2 separate regions of the Homo sapiens genome follow, and region 2 is linked to region 1. Evidence: chromatin contacts called from ENCODE POLR2A ChIA-PET data. All regions are on one chromosome and are shown on one strand. The core of a region is the stretch at or near the end of the contact, and the rest is flanking DNA. Distances in the headings are between cores, read along the strand shown.

Evidence for each region. ChIA-PET counts read pairs that join two places held with the same protein, here RNA polymerase II (POLR2A).
Region 2: POLR2A ChIA-PET joins it to region 1 with 11 read pairs in BJ. The contact joins two enhancer-like sites. POLR2A ChIA-PET finds 5 or more read pairs at or near these places in 3 of 52 experiments (BJ, OCI-LY7 and T-cell).

Annotation. Positions count from the first base shown.
Region 1 is chr1:154,454,457-154,460,977 of GRCh38, forward strand. IL6R (interleukin 6 receptor) reads left to right here. Exons shown (of 10, transcript NM_000565.4): 9 at 32-125. Among named protein-coding and RNA genes, the nearest start is that of TDRD10, 45 kb to the right of the region's middle. Within about 2 kb of position 2,360, at least 2 of the 41 ENCODE cell types and tissues checked have a DNase peak (open chromatin) inside an H3K27ac peak, as active enhancers do.
Region 2 is chr1:155,014,415-155,021,461 of GRCh38, forward strand. ZBTB7B (zinc finger and BTB domain containing 7B) reads left to right here. Exons shown (of 3, transcript NM_001256455.2): 2 at 241-1,400; 3 at 1,806-4,109. The coding sequence starts at 247. The coding sequence ends at 2,271. DCST2 (DC-STAMP domain containing 2) reads right to left here. Exons shown (of 15, transcript NM_144622.3): 15 at 4,113-4,346. The coding sequence ends at 4,130. Among named protein-coding and RNA genes, the nearest start is that of ZBTB7B, 15 kb to the left of the region's middle. RefSeq lists an enhancer at 2,861-3,005, a silencer at 2,902-3,371 and a cis regulatory region at 2,933. Within about 2 kb of position 2,246, at least 37 of the 41 ENCODE cell types and tissues checked have a DNase peak (open chromatin) inside an H3K27ac peak, as active enhancers do.

The sequences.
Region 1 (6,521 bases), core at 1,110-3,609:
TCCTCTATCTTCAATTTTTTTTTTAACCTAGTGCAAGATTCTTCTTCAGTACCACTGCCCACATTCCTGGTTGCTGGAGGGAGCCTGGCCTTCGGAACGCTCCTCTGCATTGCCATTGTTCTGAGGTGAGATGGGTCCCAGGGGATGGCCCTGTGGTGTTCTCATATTTCTTATCTAGCTTTCCTTTGCCCATTCTGAAATTTATGGTGCATTTATTCATTCATTTATCCATTCATCAAATGAATGCACACACCACAACACACACAACACCTACTATTATGCCAAGCCGTGTTTTAGGTGCTGCAGGAGACAATGCTGGGCAGGACAGATACAGTCTCAGGAAGAAGTCAGACACGAAGAGGTAATCACTACTGTGGTAAGAGCTACAAAAAGCATGCCATGGTGAGGAGAACTGACCTGGCATTAAGGAGGAAGAGGAATTGGTCTGAGAAAGAAGAGGGTTCTTTTTTTTTGAGTCAGCATCTCACTCTGTCACCCAGGCTGGAGTGCTGTGGTGCAATCTCGCCTCACAGGACAACCTCTGCCTCCTAGGTTCAAGTGATCCTCCCACCTCAGCCTCTGGAATAGCTGGGACTGCAGGTGCACACCACCCTGCCTAGCTAATTTTTCTATTTTTTGTTGAGATGAGGTTTCATGTTGCCCAGGCTGGTCTCAAACTCCCAGGGTCAAGTGATCCGCCTGCCTTGGCCTCCCAATGTGTTGGGATTACAGGTGTGAACTACCATGCCCGGCCCAAAGAGGGTTCTTAGGAGAGAAGCCCAGCATGTAATATGGTTGACAGCGTGTGCATGCACGTGTCTGTGAAGGGGGCGCAGCACGGTTGGGGCAATATGGGGCAGGAAGAGTGGACAGGTAGGCTGGCACCAGGTCATAAAAGGCCTTGAAAGAGGTGGGAGGATTTTAGGCCTTCTCTTGAGGCTAAGGAGTGTCTGTTGGAGTTTTTTTCTTTTTCTTTTTCTTTCTCTTTCTTTTCTTTTCTTTTTTTTTTTTTTTTGAGACAGAGTCTTGCTCTGTCGCCCAGGCTGGAGTGCAGTGGTGCGATCTCAGCTCACTGCAACCCCACCTTCTGGGTTCACACCATTCTCCTGCCTCAGCCTCCTGAGTAGCTGGGACCACAGGTGCCCGCTACCATGCCCGGCTAATATTTTGTGTTTTTAGTAGAGACAGGGTTTCACCGTGTCAGCCAGGATGGTCTCGATCTCCTGACCTCGTGATCCGCCTGCCTCAGCCTCCCAAAGTGCTGGGATTACAGGCGTGAGCCACCGCGCCCAGCCTGTGGAGTTTTAAGAAGAACCTGGGCCAGGCGCTGTGGCTCACGCTTGTAATTCCATCACTTTGGGAGGCTGAGGCAGGTGGATCACCTGAGGTCAGGAGTTCGAGACCAGCCTGGCCAAAATGATAAAACCCTGTCTCTACTAAAAATACAAAAATTTGCTGGGCATGGTAGTGCTTGACTGTAATCCCAGCTACTCGGGAAACTGAGGCAGGAGAATCACTTGAACCTGGGAAGCGGAGGTTGCAGTGAGCCAAGATTGCGCCACTGCAATCCAGCCTGGGTGACAGAATGAGACTCATCTCAAACAAAGAAAACCAAAAAGTCACTCTCAATGCAGTTTGGAGACTGGATGGGGTGAGTGAAAATGGATGCAGTAGCCCAGGGTCTGGGCAAGAGATAATAATAAACTGTTTTAGGATGGTGGCAATGGGTTGGAGAGCCATGAATAGATTCTTTTTTTTTTTTTTTTGAGATGGAGTTTCGCTTTTGTTGCCCAGGCTGGAGTGCAGTGGTGCAATCTCAGCTCACTGCAACTTCCGCCTCCCGGGTTCAAGCGATTCTTGTGCCTCAGCCTCCTGAGTAGCTGGGATTGCAGGTGAATGTCACTACGCCCGGCTAATTTTTTGTATTTTCAGTAGAAATGGGATTTCATCATGTTGGCCAGGCTGGTCTTGATCTCCTGACCTCAGATGATCCGCCCGCCTCCGCCTCCCAAAGTGCTGGGATTACAGGCGTGAGCCACTGCACCCGGCCTCAAGATATATTTTAGAGGTAGAATTGACAAGGCTTGACAACAGATTAGATGAGGAGGATGAAGGAGAGGGAGGAGTCCGGGATGACCCTCCCATTTCTGGCTTCAGCAGTTGGGCAGATGATACTGTCATTCACTAAGACTGGAAACACCTGAGGATAGACAAGTCTCAGTGAAAAGTGGTGATTCCACTTTGGGACCCACTTGAGTTTGAGATGCCCCGAGAACCTCAAGCGGACACGCTTGGCAGGCAACACAGATCGTCACCAGCAAGTAGATGGCAATAAGAGTCATTGGGTGGGGGTTGGGGATAGGGCTGAACCCTGTGGGGATCCAAGGTGAAAAGTTCTGTAGAGAAGGAAGTGTTGGGAAAGGGGCTGAGAGGAACCACAAGATTCTGGTGTTGTAAGAACGAGAGGGAGGGAGTGTGCATTAGACACTGAAGAAACACAGTAGGTGTTGGAATTACAACATGAATATGACCTTTCCTCCCTTCCGAGAACCACATACTCAAATGATGAAAATACCATGTGAAGGTATTTTCATGGTAGCTAACGCCTGTAATCCCAACACTTTGGGAGGCCGAGGCAGGTGGATCACTTCATGTCAGGAGTTCAAGACCAGCCTGACCAACATGGTGAAACTCCGTCTCTACTAAAAACACAAAAATTAGCTGGGCATAGTGGCACATGCCTGTAATCTCAGCTACTTGGGAGGCTGAAGCAGGAGAATTGCTTGAACCCAGGAGGCAGAGGTTGCAGTGAGCCAAGATTGCACCACTGCACTCCAGCCTGGACAACAGAGCAAGACTCCGTCTCAAAAAAAAAAAAAAAAAAAAAAGAAAAGAAAAGAAGAAAGAAAGTAACATTGGAGAAGCACCACACAGTTAAATCCAAGGCGCCCAAGCAGGACCTCCTTAGGAATATTCCATGTATCAATCCAGGAACTTAAAGGTCACCTTTAAATGCTCTGCCCTAGTGTTCTTTTCCAGCCATGGTTAGGAAATACTCATTCAGGCTGAGTTGCACCCTGGCTGCTGTCTCATCATGCCCATTTCATCCCAATCATCTTCGCTCCATTTGGTCATTGGTTTTGTCATTCATTTCCAAGTCTGCAGAAAAGTCAGCCAATAGTGCCTTCAGTGAACAAGCAATAATGAAATTTTTCGGTGTTCACAATTTTACTGCAGGAACCGGCTTTTTTTCATAAGCTGAAACCCTAAAAGATGTCAGGCTGGGTCTTCTAGGCAGTGGTTAATCGCGATGATCTACAAGTGGAGGAGACATTGCACTCTGTCCTTTCTACATGTAGAGAGCTTTCTACACGTTAGCTCATCAGACCCTGCCAGTAGCCCTGACCTAGCTTGACTACCAAGTGTGGTGTGGGTTGAAAGATTAGCAAGATGACTACTCAAATTGGGTTCAGGGTTGTTTTCACTTTTTTTCTTTTTCTTTTTCTTTTTCTTTTTTTTTTTTTTTTTGAGACGGAGTCTCGCTTTGTCGCCCAGGCTGGAGTGCAGTGGCGCGATCTTGGCTCACTGCAACCTCCGCCTCCCGGGTTCACGCCATTCTCCCGCCTCAGCCTCCCGAGTAGGTGGGACTACAGGCGCCCACCACCACGCCTGGCTAATTTTTTGTATTTTTTTTTAGTAGAGACGGGGTTTCACCGTGTTAGCCAGGATGGTTTCGATCTCCTGACCTCGTGATCCACCCGCCTTGGCCTCCCAAAGTGCTGGGATTACAGGCGTGAGCCACCGTGCCCGGCCTTCACTTTGCTTTTTCAATGAAGTAGATTACAAGCCGTCTGAAGGGTGCGTGCAAGATAAGATTCTTAATGAGTAGAGGTAGCTCCTTGGAGGATGCAAAGCCTGTTATATTTTTTGGCCAGTGAGGGGCCATGTCAGCATCCACGGGTTCACCTCCTGCCTACCAAAGGATTCCTTGCCTCACCCTAGGTATACCCTCCTGTGTTCTGGCTCTGTGTCTACGTTAGGGCTTCAACAGACTTTTCTCATAACCCACCACAGGCCCTATAGAGTAGAGTAGATATGATATACATTTGACGGGAGGAAACTGAAGCTAAAAGAGATGGTGCGATAACAGCTAGTAAGAATAGGCCAGGCGCGGTGGCTCACGCCTGTGATCCCAGCACTTTGGGAGGCCAAGGCAAGTGGATCACCTGAGGTCAGGAGTTCGAGACCAGCCTGGCCAACGTGGAGAAACCCTGTCTCTACTAAAAATACAAAAATTAGCTGGGCATGGTGGTGCACACCTGTAATCCCAGCTACTTGGGAGGCTGAGGTAGGAGAATCGCTTGAACCCGGGAGGCAGAGGTTGCAGTGAGCCGAGATCGCGCCACTGCACTCCAGCCTGGGCAGCAGAAGGAGACTCCATCTCAAAAAAAAAAAAAAGATGAAGAAGAAGGCCAAGAATCAAACCAAAAACTCCTGCTATTTCTATAGGGCCTTAAGGGTCATCTAGTCAAACTCTTTCATTTTATAAATGAGGAAACAGCCCCCAAAGGTAAAATGACTTGCCCAAGGACAAGCAAGAACACACACCCTGAGAGTCCCTGCCCATGGTCCCCACCTGCTATTGGCTAAGAGCTGGGCCCAGCTGGTCCCATTGGCCCACCACTGGCCCTTAACATGCAGCACCATCTTGGTGTGTTGTAATGGCTAATAGAGGAGCATTAGGTTGGGAACAGACCTGGTTTGCTATTCTGCTGATGATGCTTGGACACTGGCTGGTTGCTAAACAACCAGAGTCCCTGCAGGCACAGACAGGGCCAGTGCCCTGTGCTGAGAACATGCCAGGAATTTATTTTCTAGCCTAGTGAGTTTCCATTTTCTTCTGTATAAGGCAAATTTGTTTGGAAAGAGGCCAGTTATTTCAAGTGATGAAGAAGCCTTCTATTCCCCAAATCCCCTCTGTCTAGCAAAGAGTATAAACTTAGAAATACTGTGGGGCTCTGGGCTGCCAAAATGGCTGAACCATGGTTACCATGGGATGGCCACATTTACAGTAGGTGAAGTGTGAGAGGTTGACTTCATCCTGCCAGTGTATACTATATTTTTTTGTATGGCCCTAAATCTTTTTCCAGCAATATCAGTGATTTTTTTCTTTGTTTTTTATTACTCATTCTTTTTTTCTGAATCATAGATGATTTTTTAAAATTTAAATATGCTATCGAAAAGGCTTGCCATCTTACAGGGGCCAATTCCTCCCACCCTATTCTCTGTCCCCCACTGATTCTCTGTATTTTAGGTTATCAGGCACTGGGAAAATAGAATTCTCCTAGTAGAGAATTATTTTTCTGCATATTTATCTAGAATGAGCTTACATCATTAAGTGAGGACTTCCTATGTGTATGCCTATGACTTAAACATCATTTCGTTTTGAATGTAGTGTATCATTCCGGTATTTTAAAATCAGAGCTTTTGCTACCTCCACAGCTGGGGGACGGGCAGAGGGACTTTCATGGTGTTCCGGGCCATGGAGGTGGCTGGGTGCAGTGGGCACTGTCTGTGGCCTTTGGGGTAAAAGGGGTGGCAACTTGGTTTCTACATATCTTTCTAAAAAAGAGTGAGAGTTTTGAGCATTTTAAAAAACTTCTTTTAGCTACAGAATCTTTTCTTTAAATGAAACTTTTTGAAGCCCAAATATGTAAAATAGATAAAAGGTGGAGGTCAAGGTGCAAAAGAAGGCAGCAGAGAGCTCATCTGTTTCTTCTTTCTGCCCACCCTGTGTCCTCTCCAGCCCCCAGGCCCTGCTCACACCCATCCAGGCCAGCTCTGGACACCCTCAGGTTGGCTGGTTTCAAAGTCCTCTTTGAGTTTAGTGATTTTCAGAAAAGAATTCATACTCGCCTTAGAATATTTCAAAAGGAAAGCTCACCTTTCTTTGTTACCCATTCAGTTACTTTGAAAAAAAAACTGAGGACAGAGATTGCTTCCATATTAGGTCAATAGGGACTTAAAAAATATATACATACACACATACATATGTATGTGATATGTGATTATTACTGGTGATTTGCTAAATAATGACAAATGGAAAAAAATATATGTCATCCAAAGAGAGCCACTGTTAATTTTCAAAATGTAAATGTGATTGAAGTCTAACAAACATACAGAAAAGTTCCCACATCATGTGTACAGCGCCATGAAGTGTACACACCCATGTCATTATAATGAGATGCACGTGGCAAGTCAAGATGCCAAGACACCAGGTTGCAGCAGAGAAAGAGGTTTAATCAGAGGGTCACCAAAGGAGGAGATGGGAGGAAACCTCTGTAGGGTCCAGCCGTACGGAGCTTAGCGGGTGTTCTCCCCGTGTGTGGAGACGAGAGATTGTAATAAATAAAGACACAAGACAAAGAGATAAAGAGAAAGCACCTGGGCCTGCGGGACCACTACTATCAAGATGCAGAGACCGGTAGTGGCCCCGAACGTCTGGGCTCGCTGATATTTTT
Region 2 (7,047 bases), core at 996-3,495, 560 kb after region 1:
AACACTGTTCTGCACTTAACTTGGAAAATCACTTCACCTGTCTGAACCTCAGTTTCCTTGTCTGTGAAACAGATGATGATCATACTTCAGAGGGTTCTGGAAGATGAAATGAGTGTAAAGTACTCAGAAGGGTGACTGGCATGCAGTCATCCCTCAATAAGTATTGGCTAAAGTTGGTCCTCTTTCCCCAGACCCCTGTGGGCTGAGCGCTCTTAATCTCCCCTCTACTTGACTCTGCAGGAGAAGATGGGGAGCCCCGAGGATGACCTGATTGGGATTCCATTCCCGGACCACAGCAGTGAGCTCCTGAGCTGCCTCAATGAGCAGCGCCAGCTGGGCCACCTATGTGACCTCACCATCCGGACGCAGGGCCTTGAATACCGCACCCACAGGGCTGTGCTAGCTGCCTGTAGCCACTACTTCAAGAAGCTTTTCACTGAGGGCGGTGGCGGAGCTGTCATGGGGGCCGGGGGTAGCGGGACGGCCACTGGGGGAGCAGGGGCCGGTGTGTGTGAGCTGGACTTTGTAGGGCCAGAGGCACTAGGCGCCCTCCTTGAATTTGCCTATACAGCCACACTGACCACCAGCAGCGCCAACATGCCAGCTGTGCTCCAGGCTGCCCGCCTGCTGGAGATCCCGTGTGTCATCGCTGCTTGCATGGAGATTCTGCAGGGCAGTGGGCTAGAAGCTCCCAGCCCGGACGAGGATGACTGTGAGCGAGCCCGCCAGTATCTGGAGGCCTTTGCCACAGCCACGGCCTCTGGAGTTCCCAATGGTGAAGACAGTCCTCCACAGGTGCCCCTCCCACCACCTCCGCCACCGCCACCTCGGCCTGTTGCCCGCCGCAGCCGCAAGCCCCGGAAAGCTTTCCTGCAAACCAAGGGGGCCAGAGCAAACCACCTAGTCCCTGAGGTGCCCACAGTGCCCGCCCATCCCTTGACCTATGAGGAGGAGGAGGTGGCGGGCAGAGTGGGCAGCAGTGGGGGCAGTGGGCCGGGGGACAGCTACAGCCCTCCCACAGGAACTGCCTCCCCTCCTGAGGGTCCCCAGAGCTACGAACCCTATGAGGGTGAGGAAGAAGAAGAGGAGCTGGTATATCCCCCAGCCTATGGGCTGGCGCAGGGTGGCGGGCCCCCGCTGTCCCCAGAGGAGCTGGGCTCAGATGAGGATGCCATCGATCCTGACCTGATGGCCTACCTAAGCTCCCTGCACCAGGACAACCTGGCACCAGGCCTGGACAGCCAAGACAAGCTGGTGCGCAAACGCCGCTCCCAGATGCCTCAGGAGTGCCCTGTCTGCCACAAGATCATCCATGGGGCAGGCAAACTGCCTCGCCACATGAGGACCCACACAGGCGAGAAGCCCTTTGCCTGCGAGGTCTGCGGTGTTCGATTCACCAGGTGAGCAGCAAGGGGGGAAGGGCCCGGCAGGGGCCATGGGTAGGGGACAGGGTGGGAGGAGATGGGGAAGAAGTTAGGAGACCCGAGGTGGTGGTAGGTGGTCCTGGAGGGACTGGGGCATGGGTGGGTTACTGGAGTGAGGAGAGCAGAAGAAAACAAGCCAGCAGGGGGTGGATCTGGAGCATGGAGGATTCGGTGCCCAGGAGGGCAGTGCTGGAAGCAGAGGAGTGGATAATGACAAGGCCTAGTTAAGCTAGAGGTGAGCTAGCAGGGTATCTCCTGGGGCAATAGTGGGGTAACAAATGGTGAGGAACAGGGATGGGACAAGGCCAGGGTGGGATGACCAGGAGGAGCCAGGGATCCCATCCTGAACACCTCCCTGCCCCTCACCCCTGCCTGTGCCAGGAACGACAAGCTGAAGATCCACATGCGGAAGCACACGGGAGAGCGCCCCTACTCATGCCCGCACTGCCCAGCCCGCTTCCTGCACAGCTACGACCTCAAGAACCACATGCACCTGCACACAGGGGACCGGCCCTATGAGTGCCACCTGTGCCACAAGGCTTTCGCCAAGGAGGACCACCTGCAGCGCCACCTCAAAGGCCAGAACTGCCTGGAGGTGCGCACCCGACGGCGCCGCAAGGACGATGCACCACCCCACTACCCACCACCCTCTACCGCTGCTGCATCCCCCGCTGGCCTCGACCTCTCCAATGGCCACCTGGACACCTTCCGCCTCTCTCTAGCTCGATTCTGGGAGCAGTCAGCCCCCACTGGGCCCCCGGTCTCTACCCCAGGGCCCCCTGATGACGATGAGGAGGAAGGGGCACCCACCACACCCCAGGCTGAAGGTGCCATGGAGTCCTCTTAAAGAGGGACGAGGGCCAGACTGAAGCAGCACAAGGCCGGGGACACCCATGCCAAGCAGTGGGAGCACGCAGGACAGACACAGCAGGGGTCTGGGGCACGGAGCCTTGCTGGCATCAGCATCAGCCCTTCCTCCCAGAGCCCTCATTCCAATTCCAAGCTAAGAAGGTATTGGGGCAGAGGCTCCCCAAATTGGGGTGATCCCCCAAGGAGTGATACATATATTGTGTATATATTTACAGCTGTATTGTAAAAGTGGGGTCCCTGTCCCCAGCTGCTCCTGGGGAGTAGAAGCAATAATGTATTTCTAATTTGTGGGTCCCACTTCGGCTATGCGGGTTTCTAGGGGGTGGGGGCTTGGGACCAAAGCCTTGCCCCGCCCCTATGCCCCTTGGGGGTTTTGGCTGTGTAAGGGGGTGAAGGACTGCCCCTCCCTTTCGAGACCCCTCCTTCCTGGTTTCTGTTCCTTTTTCCTGGCAGTGAATTATGCAAAGGGGGCCGGCAAAGGAAGGGTAGGTGGGGGAAAGCCAGGTGGAAGCTTGAAAGACTGGGGGACTGGGCCTGTAAGGAAGGAGCCATCCCAGTCCCCCTCCGCCCTGCTCCCGGCGCTGAGTCATGGGGTCGTGGAGAAGGGGGCGGGGTGGCCTGATTGGCTCGCCTGCCCCTGGGGGCAGTAGAGGGGCCCCGCCCAGCTAGGGGAGCCGCTCCGTTCCACTCCCCTCCCTAGCCCTCCCTCCCCACGGCCCTGGGCAGGGAATGTCTTGTTCCCGCCGCTCCCTCCCCGGGGCCAGAGGGCAGGGCGGGCCGGGCGGCGTCCTACCCTCTTCTCCTCCTCCCCATCTCCTCCCCGCCCAGGTGCGAGCCGGAGCCGCCGCCACCGCTGCCGCCCCTGACTCACGCCGCCCCCGGGCTGGCGCAGCGAAGGGTGTGGGACAGGGTAAGGGGTTGGAAGAGCCTTGTGGAGAGCGGGCGAGCCGGCGCCATCTGGCGGCCATGCTCTGAGTGGGCGAGCGCCCCCCGCGGCCACTGGAGCGAGCTGTCTTCACGCTCCTCATCCACCCCAGCTGGTGAGCGGCGCCCCCTTGCCAAGGCAGTGGGCACAGAACTTCTCGCTTGGCCGCAGGGGAAGGGGCTGCGGACCTGTGGGAAAGTGATCCCCTTCCCAGATCCTTGCCAGCCGGGCTTCCTGTCAGGCAGGGGAGAATAATCCCCACTCTGCTCTTAGGATTGAATCCACCCCCATTCTGTACATAGCCTCTTCTGTTGGTCTTGTTGAAATCTAGTTTCAGATTTTTAACTACCCAATTCTGCTGGGGGTGGGGGACACCCCCCCTTCCTCGCTGGGTGCTGGACCCCTTTTGCAGCCTGGGCTCTGCCTTGCACTATTTCCCCTTCCTGGCCTGACGGCTCCTCCCCCTCCTTAAAAGGGGCAGGTTCAGGGGCCCGGTGCTCTTCCTCCCTTCCATGCACCCCCATGCCCATTTGCACAGCTGCCCAGGTACCCCTAACAGTGGGGAGGGGTCACAGGGAGGGGGTAGCGGGACCAGTCCCTGTTATCTATTTAAAAAGTGATGATGTAATATATTGGGGTGGCGGGGAGATCGGGTTGTCCTGGGCCTCATCTTAGCATTTCAGGTGATGGGGGGAGCCCAGGGCTGGGGAGACCTGGGGCCCAGCCCCAGAAAGTGGGGACAATGTGGCCTCCCTTCTCCCTACTTTCGGCTTTCCCAGTCAGTGCCTTAGGGGGAGAGGCACTCCCCCCCTCCTATTCCCTTCCCCCCACCCCAACTCCCCCACCTCGGGTGTAAGCGACAGGAAGAAATAATAATAATTTAAGATTCACACTTGTGTCCACTTTTGGTTTATTTGGGGGGTGGGTGGGAAGGATCAGGAAGAGAGGGAGGTGAGAGAGGGACTGAGGGTTCTGAAGCTGGAGTGGGGGCTCCTTTAGTGGCGGAGGATGTCTCAGGTGGTCTGTGGGGCTCAGGGCTGGTGAGAATGCTGACAGGCTGATGGGCTTCAGGTAAGGGCTGCTGCCCGTGCTTCCTCTGCTGAGGCCCCTTCTCCTCATCCAGGTCACTAGTGAGGAGAGGAAGGGGGTGGCCGGATCACCCACCTTCTGTCTTCACAGGTGCATCCCTGCCCCCTGCCCTGCCCCATCTGTTCAGATCCAGCTCCTGTTCTTTCTGAGCAACTCCTGCTCTCTCAGGCCCACGAGGCGTACCAGCCCATGGCTGTAGATATTTTCTGATTTTAGGCTGATGCTGGGGGGTGGGCAGTGACTTGCCTGAGGCCACATGGCTAGGAAGGGCAGAATCACTAGTGACCTCAGTAGTCACACCTGCTCAAGGCTCAAGCTGTCCCCTCTGCTGACCCAGCTTATCCTTTCACTGGGCCCTCTAGAACCTCTGAAAAGAAAGCTTTGCTTCCCCTTCAACCTCTTGACTCATCATGACCTCTACCGCCCCATTCACACTGGAATGTGCCCACTGGACAGTTTTCTTTGCAGTCCTCCCAAGAGGAGGCAGCTTAACCTTCTCAAACCCAGCTGGCCCGTAGTGTTTTTTTGCAAAGCCCCTGGCTGCCATGATAGCTGTACCACCAGTGCTGTGGCTGTCTCCTCAGGCCTGCCAGACACCTGCCACATCTGTTTAAGATGCCGGCTCTGGACTCCTGCTGTTTGTATGGTCCTGCAACCTCGTCGCTAGAGGACCCACCCAATTCTCTGGCCTCTCAATCCCTAACCTCCTTGGTTCTATTGACCGTCATCTCTGTTCCCACTCAGACGTCTTCCTCAGCCTTGGCCTTTCACTGGATTCATTCCAGAGTTCTTCCCTGGCCATGGCCCCCTCTCTGAGTCCCTCCTGTTCAGCCAGCTCTCCCTCCTGGCCACTGCCCCTGCTCTAACACGTCATCAAGACAGAGACCCTGGGCTGCCCCCAGGGGCCTTAGCCCCTCCTCTTCCCCAGTCATCTCAGACACTCTTACCAAAGACACCTCAATTCTCACTCCATCTTGTCCTCCTGACCTGCCCAGAAAAAGCCCTCCACCTGTGAATCCTATTCATGGCTACCACATTTGCCAGAGAAAATCACATAACTGAGCGCACTGGAGCAATCATTACAAGTTACAGCTTCCAGCATCATCTGGGCCTTTGACGCTACCTGGAAATCCCTTAACCTCCCTAGTCGGCTTCTTTGCACACTTGCCACGGCAGGTCTTTCAACCTCTACCACCCACTCCTTGAAACCTTTATTCCACTCCCAGCTGCCTGCTCTGCTCTCTCAGCAGGTGCTCTTGCCTCCTACTCCCCAAAGAGAAGCGAGGCCACCAGGCTGGAGTGGGCTCAGCTGCTCAGGGGAACCTATACTCTCCCCCTCTGCCTCTGCCAGCCTGCTCCTTTCTCAGGCAGGCCACCTGGTCCACCTGGCCCTGGAGCCCAAACCTCCCTCCCCAACGTGCTTTTACACTGCCTAAATGCTCAAATCTTCCTGTTCTTAGATCTAGAAAACCCTTTTAGTGCTGAATCCCCTTCAAGCTACTTTCTTGCTCTGTGAAGCTAACTCTCTCTTTCTCTTCACCATCAAGCTTACATTTTTTTCAAACTACAGCACTCATTAGATTAAAAGCATTATCAAACTCCTGGCAACAGTGATGCAGGAGCCACATACCATATTTCTGAGTCCTTTTATTATTTATTTATTTTGAGACAGAGTCTTGCTCTGTCGCCCAGGCTGGAGTGCAGTGGCACGATCTCGGCTCACTGCAACTTCCGCCTCCCGCGTTCAAGTGATTCTTCTGCCTCAGCCTCCCAAGTAGCTGGGATTACAGGCGCCTGCCACCATGCCTAATTTTTTGTATTTTTAGTAGAGACAAGGTTTTACCATGTTGGCCAGGCTGGTTTCAAACTCCTGACCTCAAGTGATCTGCCCGCCTCAGCCTCCCAAAGTGCTAGGATTACAGGCGTGAGCCACCACACCCAGCCTTTCTGAGTCTTCTTTACCTGACACCCCTCAACCCATCATGACAGATCCAGTTTTGGTCTTCCCGATGCCATGAAAAATATTCCCACAAGCTACTCCAGTGATGTCTTAACTGCCTGTCACCTGTCTTCACATGATCCTACTTGATTTTTTTTTTTTTAATCTTCTAATTTTTTGAGACTGGGTCTTGTACTATTGCCCAGGCTGGAGTGCAGTGGTGCAATCTTGGCTCACCGCAGTCTCAGCCTCCCTGGCTCAAGTGATCCCTCCCACCTTAGCCTCCTGAAAGCTGGGACTAAAGATGCACGCCACCATGCCCAGCTAATTTTTGTATTATTACCTATTTATTTATTGAGACCAATCCTCCCTCTGTCACCCAGGCTAAAATGCGGTGGCACAATCTTAGCTCCCTGCAACCTCCACCTCCCAGGTTCAATCAATTCTCCTGCCTTAGCCTCCTGAGTAGCTGGGACTAACAGGTGCGTGCCACCACTCCTGGCTAATTTTTGTATTTTTAGTAGAGATGGGGTTTCACTATGTTAGCCAGGCTGGTCTCGAACTCCTGACCTTAAGTGGTCCTCCCGCCTCAGCCTCCCAAAGTGCTGGGATTACAGGCGTGAGCCACCATGCCCTGGCAAGTTTTTGTATTTTTAGTAGAGATGGAGTTTTGCCATGTTGCCCAGGCTGGTCTCGAACTCCTGGACTCAAGTGATCGGCCCACCTCGGCCTCCCAAATTGCTGAAATTACAGGTGTGAGCCACTGTGCCCATCCCCCTACTTGATTTCATATGTTTGGC